2 separate regions of the Mus musculus genome follow, and region 2 is linked to region 1. Evidence: chromatin loops called from intact Hi-C (ENCODE). Cell type or tissue: left cerebral cortex. All regions are shown on one strand.

Region 1 (8,000 bases):
TTCCAGACCTGCTTCTGCCTGATGTGCCCTCATAGGATTGACCTGTGCTCACATTGCATCCTTGGTTCAGAATGCCTGAAGACTCCCATTTATCTATGCCCATAAACTCCTTTGAAACCACCGGCATAAAGTCTGCAAGCACTCTCCCTTCTTGTAAGTATCACTGTGCTTTAAGGTTTAAGTACATTGAGTGTTCTTGAGTCTCTTTATTGGAGTATGCTTTCTAAGTATTTTCCAGTGTACAAAGGTCCATTTAAAAAAGTCTCCATCATTCCATTAGTGCTCTAACCTTCAATCACTCAGCTTAAAGTCCTTTTGATAATGAAGATGTGGCATGGCCTCTTGTGCTCACACTGAGAGGCTATAAGGGAAGAAGCCTCAGGAGGTCAGCTGATACATGTGTTCATTTGGAAAGCAATTTCTGCATCTTCTGGAGTCTGTAGTGAACTTGGTGTGGTCTCAAACTCAAAACTTGGGACCTTTAATTTCTAATCTCACAGAGCGCATTTTAAGGAGGCTCTGCCCTTCCCTGTTGGTATGGGATGAGAGTTGGAATTTCCATTTACTGTTTTAACTGACCAGATGGAACAGTTCTAATGGTGCCTTTCCATAGTTACCTCCAGATCAAACCAAGAGACTTCTACAGGGTGTTGGGAGTGACAGGGATCATGGGCCTTCCCCCTTCATAAGCACACTCTCTTAGTAAACTCGTGGTCCTTGAACAGGAACGTCGTCTTGGTCTCCATTAATTTCTCTCGAAGTCTAAGTCTCTTTGAGCCCCAGCCTGCCTCTAAAACTTACTCTGTAGACCAGGCTGGCCTCAAACACACAGAGATCTGCCTGCCTCAGCCTCCTCAGTGCTGCGATTGAAGACGTGCTCCACCTGTGCTATGCCTGGAAGAATCTTTGGGGTTTTTGTTTGTTTGTTTGTTTGGTTTTTTGCTAGTGGCAGCTTTCTTGTTTTGTTTTGTTTTGTTTTGTTTCCTTCAGCATTCTGCATAGAAGAGAACTCAAGAGAAATTACTTTTAAATAGGTTAGTGGCCTAGGGTCAGCCAGTCTATGACGGTGCAGATCCATCTTGCAGGTTTTCAGGGAGCCATGGTTATATAGGTTAAATAGAGGAATTTAGCTATGTGACCATAGTGACATCATCAATGTGATATATTAGTCAAATAAAGTACAAGTGTATACATCAGGAGGATGTTGCTCCCTACAGAACCAGGTGTCCCAAAATTGTGGAATAAATGCCTCAGAGTCTTTTTCTTCAGGTAATGGTACTACCGTAAAGGAGACAGTGAGTAGCTTTAAAACATACAGCTTCATACATATTTAAAAGCTGCTATCTTCAAATAACCCGCTTCTTGCAGCAGAGGAGTTTGTGAAATTTTAAGATATTCTATCAGTTTGTGCAAGTGTCGTTGGGAAGCAGAGAACTCTGGGTACGCTTCAACATCAGGTGCATTGGAGTTGTGGAAAGAATCTATGTGATTCCATAGAGGGAGGAGTCACATCCAGACGGCCCAGGGTGACCTTTGAAAGTCTGAAAAACCAGTCCTCTCTAATACTGTCAAGGTGACTTTCCAAAACCTCAGCAATCGTACAGTGATCTTTGTATAACAATCTGAGGAACATTCACACACACACACACACACACACACACACACACACACACACACACACAGAGGAGAGAGAGAGAGAGAGAGAGAGAGAGAGAGAAAGAGAGACCTATCTTCAGTCATGGGAGAGCATTGGGCATTTTAAGCTGTTTTTTTTTTTTTCCATCTGCTTCTTCTAACTCCTTAGAAGGCTTGCATCCTTACAGCAGTGCATCCTTACAGCAGTGGGGCTATGAAGATGGTAGCCTACAAGCTGCTGGAGGGGGAAAGGGAGCATGCGTGGGGCTCCTCAGATGCCCTCTAGCTGGTTGTCTGCAGTGATTTGACTCCAACCTAAGCTTGGAGTATGATTGTTCTGTGAGCTGACTCAGCCCAGGCTCACTGCAAATGGCCTTTTCCTTGGGGAAGTCCTTGGAAATAACCAGTGACAATTGTTTAACACAGGAATTACTGAAGTGGTGGCAATAGCTGAAGTAATAAGACCTTACTAAAAAATACCTTAAAAAGGAAAAACCAATTCTTTGCAGCAATGAAACCCAAACCAAGACACCTAGAAATCTTGTGAGCAAACTGTCAAAAGACAAAGTGTGAATTCTGTTGGCAGTGAGGGGAAGGTGACCCATCTTGTTTACTGAAGTGTCAATAGGGTTAGCAGCAGATTCTGAATCATTAGCTGTGGTGTTCCTAGGGCAGTGGGATGGGACCCAGAACACTATGGGAAGACTATCAACCAACAGTGGTGTAGCCAGCCAGCTAAGCCTTCAAATAAACTAACATACTTCCAAGTACAAACTAAGAATATTTTATAAAGCCTGTTCCAGCAAGAAATACCAGATCAAAGGAAAACTGCAGACAGTTATCTGCTTAGGAATGTAGCCACAATGCTTCCATAACAATACACCAAGCCCAAGAACCTAAAGACAATTATATACCATAGCTAAGTGAGACTTATTTCAACAATGCAATGGGGGTTTAAGAGAGGCAATCAACCTGGATAATATATAATATTAAGAATGTCTGAGAAGATATCACAGAAAGAAGACCTTAGGGAGACATGGGGATTAAAGGCATCTGGATACTGTGGATGGGATTCCTGTGTGTGTGTGTGTGTGTGTGTGTGTGTGTGTGTGTGTGTGTGTGTCTGTGTGTGTCTGTGTCTGTGTGTGTGTGTGTGTGTGTGTGTGTGTGTCTGTGTGTGTCTGTGTCTGTGTGTGTGTGTGTGTGTGTGTGTGTCTGTGTGTGTCTGTGTCTGTGTGTGTGTGTGTGTGTGTGTGTGTGTGTGTGTGTCTGTGTGTGTCTGTGTCTGTGTGTGTGTGTGTGTGTCTGTGTGTCTGTGTGTGTCTGTGTCTGTGTGTGTGTGTGTGTGTGTGTGTGTGTGTGTGTGTCTGTGTGTGTCTGTGTCTGTGTGTGTGTGTGTGTGTGTGTGTTGGAACATAATAGCTAAAGGTTAAGGAAATGTGAAAAAAGATTACATTTTAGTTAGTCCCATTTGTTAACTGTGGTAAGTGCATCATGCTGATGCAGAAGGCAACATCAGAGAAGCTGGGCGCTGGCATAAGGGAGCGCTGTGCTCTCCATGGCTTTTCTGTGATATACATCAATTCTAAAAAGAAACATTTACTTGTATGGGAGGTCACAGATCTATCCTGCAAAGACTGAGTGAGAGGACCGTGAAGGTAGTGAGAGTGCCTTCCAGCCCTGGGCGTCCATGTCAGGGCAGATGGCGATGTGAGCACGAGAGTCAGCTTGCACTGACATAGTGACGAGTGCCATGCCTGACAGTCCTAGTTCTCTGATGGCAATCTGGGACTGTTCTCAATGCCTGTTTTTAACCACATAAAGAACTTGCTTTTGCATTCTCTCACTTTGACTGCACGGACCAACCTGTGGGCTCTGCAACACATATGGAGGATTTAAAACAGCAAACTTCAAGCTGCAAATGATCTCATTTTAATGGGTTCCACAGCAACGTGAGCAGAGTAGGGGGAAGCCTTCTGTCCATTCACTCTCCTTCTGTCCTTTAAACTATCAAACCCACCTGATTCCTTATTTTTAGTTAAGGAGGGCTAATTTGAGAGGGATTGTTTAATTCACATTTTGAGAAATATGATCCTGAGCTTTGGGGCTGTAATGATCTGTGGGACAAAAAAAAAAAAAAAAAAAAAGTGAGACAAGTGTGATTTTTTTTTTCCCTGCAAAATTAGGTCCTGTCTGTGGGTCACCTGACTTAACCTTTCCTGCACTCCTCCATCACACCTAACTGCATCTCAAAAGATAATTATCAGAGCCTTCAGCTTTGGCAGAAGGCAGAGTTCTTGTGCAAATGATAGTATGTCACATCATTAACATTATTATAAATGACAGGCAGCTAAACTTATACCCAGGGCAACGTTATATATTAATAAGTGAATTAATAAGCCAGTGATCAAGAAATTACATGCCCCGTTGACAAGCTGGATAGTATCTCTCTTCATGACTATTTGCCCAACACATACAACACAAACATCTTCAGTGAGGCCATAGAGCTTTTAAGTGCTGACCTTACAGTCAATTCTCCAGCCAGACTAAAATGTTGCCCTTGCTAAGTGCATCCTTAGCCACTAGAGGGCATTAGTTCATAAAATGCTCTGGGCCTAAAAGGGTACTGAGAGACTGAACAAGGGGACTTGGGAAGCAGATAAAATTCAGCCAAAATGATATTTTATTATTTGTTCTTAAGTGAAGCACATTGGGTCTAAAACCCCGTCTTCCCCACGGACACCGGCACATCAGGAGGGAGTCTGCTTTCCTAGGACAGGAGTCATGATAGATGTGAGGTAGGAGTCGAACCCAGGTCCTTGAGAAGAGCAGCTGTGCGCTTAACTGTTAAGCCATCTCTCTAACCCCTCTCTATGTGAATCTTAGTGAGAAGCTTTTCTGTAGAAAAGAATTGAGACATAAGGCTTAAAAATCAATGGGGGACAAACTGCCCTTTAACGAATATCAAACTAGGAGACTAGATTCTATTTTGTAATTTCTAGTACAAAATTCCAGGGAGATTAACATTTTTAACTGTGTTCTTTGCACCTACCAGAAGCTGAACCACAACTCCCCACCCCCAGATGCTCATTCTTTTCATTTCAAAGTAATACCTGTTCTGTGTGTTTCCATTCATATATGTCATATGTGCAGTCATCCCATACATGTGAGCATGTGGATCTGCATGTATGTGTGTAAATACCTGTAGAGGTCAAAGGTCACGGTCACAGTCAAGCGTTCTTTTCTACCTTGGTTTTGTTCCTTGAGCTCACTAGTATGGCCAGACTGGCTGGCCAGCAAGTGTTCTGTCTCTACCTTCCCAGCAATAGGGTTTTGGACATATTCCAGCATGATCAGCTTTTATGTGGGTACCAGGGAACCCAGCTCAGGTCTCTATGATTGTGCAGCAATTTCTTTGCCACTCAGTCCTTCAAAGCCACATTAAGGACAGCTTCTACCAATCTCTCAGAGCTTCTTTGTGAGTGGTAAGAAGTGGGCTTTGAGTCCCTTCAGATCCACTCAAGGCATGTGTGATGGGCCAGGTCTGAGCAGGCTCTTTGCCTCTTCAAATAGTGAAGCTTACAGTGGAATAGAGGATCCTGTCCTTAGACGGGCATACAGGAGCTTGCATTTTCTGCTGGCTCTGTGCCCACATGCACAACTTCCTTGGCCTTCAGGGGACAGTACTGCTAAAGCTGCCTCCAGGGAAAGTTGCTACAAATCACAGGACCCGCCACCACACGCCAGTTCTCAGTTAGCAAAACCCCTGGGCTCCCGATACCCCTTTGGGTCAAGTTAGTCACAATAAGTGAATCTTTATAACTTTCCTGTTCATTGCTTCTTCATCTTACTTTTCCAAAATTAATTTATCCCTTTTAGGCAGAAAATTTGCTAGCTTGGAGTCTGAGAAAAAGGATTATAGGGAATGCTTTTTAGAGACCCATTTTTGTTTATATTTTTGCTAGAATAAATTAAGTTTGCTAATGTTTATTCCAGAGAGAGAGAGGGGGAGAGAGATTGAAATCCTTAACGGATCATAGGTAGCTCATTAAAATTGAAGATATATACCTGTGAGAATCTTGTCTGAAAATCTGAGACTATGCCTTGTAAAGTGTCTACTATGAGCATGTGTTCTGGCCTGGGCTTCCTATGATCAGGCCCATGGAGAGGGGATTTGCCCTCTTGCAGCAGGTAGATTTCAAATGCTTATTAGCCAAGCCTGCAAGCACAGCTCCAGTGAAAACCTGCTCTCCTGTCTCTTTTCTCCACCTGCTGTTTATGTGTATGTCTTAGATTCCTACCTGAAGCCTTGCCTAAGACATTTTATTTGCCCAGAGATCGCCTCAGAGAACCACTAGGGAACAACAGTCTGTGGCAACATGTTCTTCCCTAGCTTGTATTTGCTGCTTTTTTCTTGACTGTGACCAAATCCTTGATAAGAAGCATCCTAGGAGAGCAAGGGTTTACTTGGCTCACAGTTGGAGGAGTTACAACCACCATGGTTGGGAAAGGCGTGAAGGCAAGAGCTGAGGCAGCTGGTCACATTATACCCACAGTCAAGAAGCAGAGTGTGGGCAGGAAGTGGAATTGAGCTAGCAAACCCCAAGGCTAGCTCTCAGTGACACGCTTCCACCACCAGCAAGATTCACCACTTTCAAAAAACAGCTAGAGACCAAATGTTCAAACACTTGCCAGTGGGAAAGTTTCACACCCAAACCCCAACATAGCTCTTACCAACTGTCTACCCTCATCGCCCAAAGAAAGCAGCAGGCAAGTTGGACCACCTAGAGACCATCAGAGACCATCAGAGCCCCAATGCCCAGAGGAGCATCCTATACATGGAGTCCAATATCTGATGACCTCACTGAGGTCTGGTTTCTGCTAGTCTCTTTGAATATTTTAGCCTTAAGCCAAACCAATTGTGTGGATCAGTATCCGATAAGCCACATATGCTTTGGCCTTCTTTATGTCTCAAGTTTCTCCCTCCTATTTAAGTCAGCAACCATTTCCCCTTGGCAAAGTCCTAACTATGTTCAGAAACCACTTTGATGTTAATGTCACCCCATGGGACTCTTTAGGCTTCCAGGTGCCCAAGCTACCCTTTATTTGAACTCTCAGTCTATCTGGGGATTCGCTGTGTTAACATAGTAAGAGATCCTCTCTGCAGTCTGCAGGGAGAGAGGAAGGACTATGTCTTGCCATTTCCCACAATTATTCTTGGTGCTGGTGGGGTGAGCATGAGCATGCATGCATGGAGCTGTCTGGCTGGGAGAAGGCAGGATAAAGAGAGAACACTGGACTTAGAATCTCTTAGCAAATAGTCTAGCTCCCTCTTTCCCCAGGAGTCCCTGTTAACAAGGACTAGAACCTGCAAGGTATCCATCTGTCCATCTTTTAAGGACAATTGTATAAATATCTGATGAGAGAATCTTTCTTTCAGATGTGAAGACCCTATGTGCCAGGTTGTCTGTGTGATATGTCACTACAAAAGTTTGTTGCTAATACTGAGCTGAATACAATGTGAAGGGACAAGTGTATGGCTCCAGCAGGCCTTGCCCTTCTTCCACATTCCCTCTGCCTTGCTAAAAATCATTAGATTACATTTCCTAAAGAATAGATCAAGGTCTATTCCTTTATTTGGCCTCTTCCTCCTCCTGAAACTGACAACCAAGGTCTGTCTATCAAAGTAGTGAAGCTCCAGCAATCAAAAACCCCCTTTGGATCATCTAATTAATGTGTCCAATTAAAATTAAACATCTCATGTCAACAGGGTATTTCCTCTTTTACCTTGATAAACCAGCTTTTTACTATGGGCCATTGCTGCCTGCCTTCTCTCTATCCAGAGCAGTTCTCCCTTCCCCTTCCTCCTTTTCTCCTCTCTCCCTTATTCCCTTTCCCTTCTCCCTCATTCTCTATCTCCTTGACTTTGTCCCTTACTCCTGCCCTCTGTTCTCTTGGAGCAACTAAATCTCCTTTGTGCTGAGAACTTGGTCTCAGGGGTCCTGAGCTGATACTGTTTCTTACGCTATGCCTTTCATTGAAGTTCTATGATCTAGTCTTGTACGCAGATAACATGGGAACCCTGCCAAAGCCCTCATGGCTTCGTGGCTTACCTCACCACCTAGGAATCTGGCAGTGCCACACTGGAAGGAATCCAACCCACAAAGCAGAACATGCCACAAAAGCCAAGTGGGGGAGGGGGGGAACTGATCACACCTGTACTCAGGGCTTAAGGATCATATCCTGGTCCATGTGTGATTCTAAAACAGAATTTATTCTCTGATTTTAAGTTCTTTTTTAAAAAAATTTACAATGTAGGGCTGTAGAGATGACTCAGCAGTTTAGTCATTAAGAGTCCTTTTTCT
Region 2 (8,000 bases), 220 kb after region 1:
GGGGCAGGAGAGTGACCACTTACTGCCCCAACCTCTTTCTTGTGTAAGTCCTAGAATTGATTGTGGTAATGGTTGGTGCACCACGTGAGTCTACTTTTAAACTCTGAATTGAATACTTCAGATGCCTGAGTTCTATGGCATACAAATCAAATCTAGAGCATTTTCCAGGACATCAGAAGCCCAATGTGTAGGACCCACTAGTGGCTGACCTTCTTGCCCCCACGGCAGAGGTTTTCAGAAAGGTAAAGGGCAGCACTGAGGCCGGCCTGTTTCTAAAAGGGTCTTGGGAATCAGCCTTGGGGAACTGGGCCCTGGGCCTGTAAGAGCAGGTCACACTGTCTTCCTGTGGGTCATTGTGAGGCCAGCTCACCTGAGGCCTTGGGGAGACAGAACTACAGCCTAGGCATGTCTGGATTACCAGTCAAGACTCTGGGGAGCTCAAACTTCCCATTTCGCACATAAGAGATAGATTAGGAATTAGAAGCCCTAGGTGATGTGTGATCCCACATTACTGGCATCTCTATGCGTAGATCAGTCATTGTGAATGACCCTATTACCTGTCTCTTGTAACTTTATCACCTATTAAATGAAAAGAATGACCCAGACCCCTGCTGTCCCTTTCCAACAGGCTAGATCTCCAGACAGTCTGTCTGGGGGTAGAGGATAGGATGTGAATCCAGGGTGTGCCCAGGTAAGGGATTACAGACAAAGTCCCCAGCTAATGGTGTGGCTGGAGATCCAGAAATAGATGCCTCAAGCAAACGCACTGAGAACCATCTGGGCTTCGTGATCCAGGAAGAGAAATGCAGCTTTGGGGACAAGTGTCTAGGAAACTAAAAATAGAGATATGCTAAAGGTCACTGATTATTCCTATATCTTTCTGTGGAACTCTTAGTACAGAGGCACAGCATCTCATTGTCATGGAAACAGGAACACTCCCTGATTCCCAACATCACATGCCACACACAGGTTGTCAAACCAGGCTGTTCCATCTGGCCATGGCAAAGTCACAGAGCCACACCACCAAACAGTCTGGCTCCCCACCTGTCACCTTCTTTCTGCTGCTGTCTATGTTGAAGTCTACCATGAAAAGGACCATGGGTGTGGCAGTCTTTTCAGCTTCTAATTGGGTACCCCTACACTCTGTCACCCCACTGTGAAGGGCTGACTGGACAGTGAAGGGTTTAGAAACAACCCCATTCTCTCTTCTTTCTTCCTAGTTCAACCTCCCATATCCTGAGAAGCCATCTTCATTCTTCCAAGAAAAATTTCCACAGTATGTCAGACCTACCTCTTTCCTTTCTCTATGCATTCCTGGCCACGATGCCTATTGTATAGGAAATGTTCTGCTTTGCATTGCTGGATGCTTCTCTAATGTATGGTTTCCTCACCACTGTAGCACACCTCACCAGAGGATGACCTCAGCAGGAAACTCTCCTCATAGTCCAGGGACTAGAAGTCTAAAGGTGACATCAGGGCTGGTTCCTTCTGAGACCAGGGAGGATGGTCCCAGGCCTCTTTCTGCTGTTGGCAGTCAGTGAAGGTCATTTGGAACCTCTTGGTTTATAGCAGATGCATTATCTAAACCGAAGCTTCCTAAAGTGTGCATTGCTATCCCAGTTGTAATATAACTAAAAAGAGATTCATGAAAAACTGGGTAACACAGACAGGTTTCTGCTTCACAAACAAAAGTTAGTGGAGAATCAAGCATGCAGTGAAACCAAGCTCTTTCTAGAAGCATTTCTCAGTGCTGCAGACATGGCATCACTTCAGCCTTGATTCTGAGCACACAACATGCACCCATGCTGTGTACACCATCTCTCCTTGGGAATGCTCTTGGAGTTAAGAGACTGTGTTCTGAGCTGCAGGCCTTTTAGTGCCTACACATGGTTTTCCACTCTTCTAGAAGCAGAGGTTTACTTCCAGAAAGCAACAACTTTCAGCATTCACCACCATCTCCCTCAGTATGCAGCTCCAGACACAGCACCTCATTTAGTTATCTTGTGGTGGTGTGTTGATTGTAAAAACTGCTGTTTCATTTGCTGACTTGAGTTTCATATAAAAACACTAAAAGAAGTTTTGGTTTGGGATTAGGATAGACTTTCCAACCATTTCTAAAATAGCCCTAAACTTATCTCTGCCATTTTGTACTGTGTACTTACTCAAAGCAGTGTTTTGAGCATTAATGATTATACAATCAAAATATCGATTAACTCTAAGAAGTGTCGAAAATGCCCTATGTCCTGAAGCATCAAGTTTTTAGCCAGGTTGTATTTTTTTTTTTTGTTGTTGTTAAAAGAAGCACATCTCATTAGTATGTGCAATGGGTCAACAGACACTTGGGTGTGTCTATGAAGGCGTTTCCAGAGAGACTTAACTGAGGAAGAATAACTACCCTGAAGATGTGCATCACCATCCCATGGGCTGTGGAATACAATTAAATTAAAAAAAAAAGAGTGAGTAGAAGTTAAGAATGCATCCTTCTGTCTCCTGCCTCAGGATGTGATGTGAGCAGCTGCCCCACACCCCTACCTCCTGCCTCAGGATGTGATGTGAGCAGCTGCTTCACACCCCTGCCTCCTGCCTAAGGATGTGATGTGAGCAGCTGCCCCACACCCCTACCTCCTCGCCTTCCCACCATGATGGACTGTATCTTTGAATCATGAACCCAAATAAACTCTCTTTCATCCAGTTGTTTTTGTCACAGCAACCAGAACATTAACTAGTATAGCACACAAAGTTAAAAATTACATTCTAAAGAATTTTTTAAAGCTAATACATTTAGGATTAACTTCCATTTGTATACATATTTTTCATACTTACATTGGGGCCATGTTAAATTTGCTCTGGTAAAAGTAGGTTGGAGTGGAGAAATCAGAGAGAAAGTTATAGAGCTCGTCTCCATCTGCACAAAGCGCTGCCATGCTTTGTCTAGCTGTGAATCTGAATGAATCCTTCTTTGTACTAGAACAGATGTCAGATGGACTGGGGCCCATATGTACAAAAACGATGTGACCTGGGCAGGTGACATCTCTAAGGCAGGCCAGGAGTCTCTGTGTGAACTGTGGGTGAACACAGCCATGCTCATAGCAGAAAGGCCATTGCTTATCTGACTAGACATGAAGCACAGGCTGCTGGTGTGCTGCCCCTAGAGGCTGAGACTGAAGATGCTATGTTGTTATCACTGGATCAGCAAGGCAAAGGATGCTTCCAGAAGTCCCTCCCTCCCATCTAACCACCTCTTCTACTCCCAAAATCATCAGAAATGCCACTCTCTCTGTTTCTCAAAGGATGCTTTCCAGCTCTTCCAGGGCTCTCCAGTTTCCATCTGGCAGACCTCTCTCTCTCTAGATTCCCTCTCACACCAGTTTCCTTCTCAGTGAGAGAATTTTAGCCACTTTCCCCCTTCAAAACACAGTGGCTGGCAGTGCCTTATTTTTATCACCAGCAACAAGGTTGGTGATTTGTCACATAAATAGTGAGAGGAACTTGAGAGTCTCCTCAAGATGTCAGCACTTTGGGTTCCTGGCTTCTCTGCTACTCCCCATCATTTATTTCCATCTGCAGTCCTTCTGCAATGTGTTTAATTGAGCTCAGATGTGTTGGGCTGGCTGCTGCCTATCTTCCCTGTGCTTGGCAGCATCAAGACACCAACGAAGAAGGAGAAACAGATGCTTAATGTGGGCCATGCAGGTGTGATGTGTGAAGGCTATTAAAAGCCTGGACAAAAAGAACACACACACACACACACACACACACACACACACACACACACACACACACAAAATCTCCTCCCTGCCTCAGTGAGTGAGTGTGTGTGTGTGTGTGGGGGGGGGTAGTAAGAGGATATCACCAACTATTTGTTCCTGTCTCTGAGTGTCTTTTGTTATTTACTGTTGTGGATATCATCCTTGCTGGCTCACAAGCATCCATGGATTCTGTTTCCATCTGCACCCATTGTATCTCACTTCTCCCTTTCATGCCACCATTGTGTTCTATCCAACTATGGTTCATTCTCAGTCCTGATTTCTGCCACTGCATCCAAAATACAACATGAATGGATCTTGAGTCACCTGCTGGGTGAGGATGGGGGTCCTATCACATGGCCACCAGGCAGTTTCATGATAAATTTTCCTGATACCTCTGTTGGCATATTTCAAAATCTTCAGGGTATGTGAGCAAGTTAGTTGTGGTAATTCCCACAATGGTACCTACGCAAAAGCATCACAGAAAGGGCAAGAATGATGTAAAAATTCACGTGTGTCATTAGTCTTTCTAAGTCTTTCAATGAACCTGAACCATACTCAGAATGAACCTACTGTCTGTACTTCTTTCCCCATCACTAGTCCCTCTGCCTCTGAAAGGACTCAGTGCTGGGGCTTCCCTCTGACTTCAGGTCCATGTCTTTATGGGTGCTTGACTGGCTCTGTCTCCTGCTCCATTGGGTGATTGGCCATTGAACTTATCTTGCCACAAGGCCTGTGTTGACCATCTGATGTCAGCACAACCCTTGTGCCTAGCTCTGCAATGCTGCCTACCCGCCTGATTTGAGCACTACTGGCTCTAACTTCTTGTGTAGGGTTCATGCTGCTCTCTGGTAGAACTACTTTTCCTTATTCCTATTCTTGCTGTTTCACTGAGAGATCCCAGCCAAAGTGTCCTGCTGCATAACACTGTGATTCTGGCATTTCAAACTGATGCCCTTCAAGGAGCATAGATCCCCTTTGGGACACTTAGAACATGCTCACACATAGTGTCAGGAGCCCTGAATTATGACTCTTGACAGATCTTCCTCCTTCCCCAGCATCCTTTACTGTGTCTTGGACCACAAGGGAAGGAGACACTGCCTAGGTCATGGTGATCATCTCCCTTCAAGTGATGATGCCCAGCCCTGGAATTTGAGTACTACTGGCTCTGGCTTCTTGGGTAGTGCTCGTGCTGCTTTCTGGTAGAACTACTGTTCTGAATGGTGGTGCTAAGATCATGTGTGACTTGCATCAAACATCAGAAGCTACCCACAACCCTGAGAAGAGAAGATTATATTAGGAACCTAGGGTTCCAACATTGTTCAGGTTCAAAGCAGAGTAGAACATAATGGAAGAGCTGGATGGAGAAGAAGAATCTGGATGAGATCCATAGTCTGAATCATAAGATGCCTTACAAAAGTCAAAACTGAGAAAACGCTAAGTAGCTACACTCTACACTGAATGGGGATCATAATGTATTTTCCTTCATGACAATGTGGATGTGCATATCATTTTAAACACACACACACACACATGTTAGTGTGAAATCTGTTACATGGTTATCACCCTTGTTTAGTCTTGATGCTCATGTAGGTGGGGCTCACATGCCCAACTCCTGGCTGAGGAGCTGTTGGCAGTTGATGGCTACTGAGAGGGAGCTGGAGGGAGTATGTGAGAAGTGAATGTGACTGAGGTATGCTGTGTACTCACAGGAAATGTACAGGAATAAAGAAAAGCAAAACCAAGCAAACAAAAATAATGGGTTGTTTGGAGCAAAATTCTTGACAATTGTTTTTGTTCCTCTCTTACAACCAAGTATAGGTCTTTTCATAGATAGTAAATACACTGTAAATGATGAAATTAATTAAACAAGAGTATCACCTAACAAAGGAAAGACTCAGAGGAAAGATCCAGTGGCTGGCCGGGGGCATCCCAGCAGGCAGGGCTTCCAACTCTAGTGTTGGAAGTCTCCTTTTGGTATCTTCCACTGGCACAGAAATCACCCCTGATCATCTACAAATAAAAAGTGTTAAAGTCAGCCTGAAGTGCACTCTGGGAATTACTGGGCTCCAAAAACCAATTTGAGAATTATTGATCTGAGGACCCCATTGGATTATTAGTTCTATTAGACTCAGACTGCAGAGTTTGTAACGATAGCTTTTGAATCTGCTGTTCCTAGCAGGGTAAGGAAAAGAAATCCCTTGGGGTAATTCTGGATGGGAGACAGCTCATCGCTATTGATTCTGCATCCACTTACTTTCCTCCTGAAATTTCTAAGCAGGTTAAATAAATTGCAACTGTGAGGGAAAAGAGAGCCAAGATCTGGGATCAAAAGTATCCCAGAGGGCCCTGGACCTCCCAGATTTTCCTGGTGGTCTAAGAGGTGAATAGAGGTACCTGCTTACAATTCATAGGGCCACTGTCTCATCTGGCCCATCTCATTTGTGGGTGACAGCCTATCATAGTCCAGAGGGTACAGAGGGGCCAAGGGATAAAGAAGTGTGCAAGTGGATGGGAGAGGAACCTTAGGGGAGAGAGGCCAGAAACAGAATGAGGGGCTAAGTGACATTAGACAGAGATGAGGGACAGGAGGAGAAGCTGACAAATGAGAGGGAGGGCAAAGCATGGGAGAAGGGACTGGCAGGAGGAGGAGCCAAAGGTTAGGAAGATGGCTTGGGTAGGGAAGCTGGATAGTGGGGAAGGACTCACTTAGGGTCCTCTGCTAGGATGTTTTAACTGGATTTACTCCTGGTGTGCTGCTAAGAACAGGTAATCCATGTTCTTCTCTCCTAACAACACACTTCAGGACAGAGTGAAGAGGCCCCACACTGGGCAGCAGGTCAGAAGTTCTCAAACCCAATGCCTGAACAGCAGCTCCTCTTCCCCTACCCCAGTCCAGCAGCCACCATTTCACTTGCTTCTTCTCTGAGAAAGACCATTTCAACTCTTAGATCGAGTAAAGTCCTGAAGTACTTGCCTCTGGATCTGACCCACCCAACTACACATGTCCTTTACTCATTCATCCTAGGACACAGGGCAGGGTTTTCCTTCTTTGCAGGGCTGAACAGTACTCCATTATTATGTTCATGAATTTCTCCATCCATCCACCCATCCACCCATTCACCCATTCACTCACCCACCCATCCATCCATCCATCCATCCATCCATCCATCCACCCACTCATTCACCCATCCATTCATCTATTGAGGTTATTCGGGGCATCAGCATATCTTGGCTACCAGGAGTGGTAGGACATTGTAAATGAATACAGAGCACAGCTCATCTCTGAGGTTCAGATGATTCCCTCTGGATGGACACAAACACAGAAGTGAGACAGCTGGGCCATATGCTAGTTCTGGTTTTAGTTGTATGAGAAAATGATACACAAGGAAAAGATGTGAGAGGGTATCTCTCTCTCTCTCTCTCTCTCTCTCTCTCTCTCTCTCTCTCTCTGTGTGTGTGTGTGTGTGTGTGTGTGTGTGTGTTGAATGTCCTAACTCATTCTTTGACAAGTGTTAGCCCAAGTTCCATCGTAAAATCTATCACTCCATCTGCCTTTTCTATGAAGTGCCAGGGATGGAACCCAGAGTTCCTTGCTACTACCCAGCCCCAAGGCAGACTTCACCTATCTGTATTCTAGCCCCTCTGAAAAGAAACCCTTTGCTTAACATTTTATAAATGATTCTCAAAAAACTTGTATTTTCTGAGTGTATTTTTATTTTTTCAAAAATCAAGGGATAACAACTGTAAGGGCAATTTATCACGTATGATTACTTGCTCTGAAGTCAAGATGCTTTCAAAAGACTTCCAACTAAGGGCCAGTTGTCTGCTGCAGATACCCCTGCCCCTTCACTGCAGGAAACTGCCGGCACTCATTGGCTCTGCACAGTCAAGCAGCCCATGTTCAGTGCTGCTTAACTTGGGGAAGTTTCAAAATCCATTGAGGGACTTAAGAGTGTTCACTCTCTGATCATTGCTTAACTTAATGTACACAGCAAATTTAATGAGACAGTTATGTCTCAGTTTAATGCTGTGTTTTGTGAAAAATAAAGTATTGAATTTGATTTGGGGAACATGGGGGCATGTTCCAGTACACAGAGGGTGGGCTATCCCCACAAGTGGAGTTCTGTGATCACTCAAAGTACAAGATGGAGCTGTTGCCTGCATCTTGTCTCTTCTCAAGCTGGTGTCTAGGGTTTACCTTGTTAGGTTGATTCCACATCATGGTGTCTTTTAACTTGGTACCTCTCTCCA

The links. Peaks named below come from ENCODE experiments on the same cell type or tissue, not always from the same donor. Only the 100,000 strongest peaks of a DNase experiment are listed, where the experiment ranks them.
Region 2: it touches region 1 in a loop (2.1-fold over the local background); 2 of 42 quality-filtered maps call a loop at or near these places.

The regions. Positions count from the first base shown.
Region 1 is chr5:27,412,993-27,420,992 of GRCm38, reverse strand. The region is part of intron 3 of Dpp6 (dipeptidylpeptidase 6); the gene reads right to left. Among named protein-coding and RNA genes, the nearest start is that of Gm52769, 83 kb to the left of the region's middle. In left cerebral cortex, a CTCF peak has its summit at 4,220 (motif pointing right); DNase peaks (open chromatin) are centred at 4,242, 4,913, 6,256, 7,719 and 2 more places.
Region 2 is chr5:27,196,327-27,204,326 of GRCm38, reverse strand. The region is part of intron 1 of Dpp6 (dipeptidylpeptidase 6); the gene reads right to left. Among named protein-coding and RNA genes, the nearest start is that of Dpp6, 150 kb to the right of the region's middle. In left cerebral cortex, a CTCF peak has its summit at 3,155; DNase peaks (open chromatin) are centred at 931, 3,527 and 5,204; H3K27ac peaks cover 330 bases.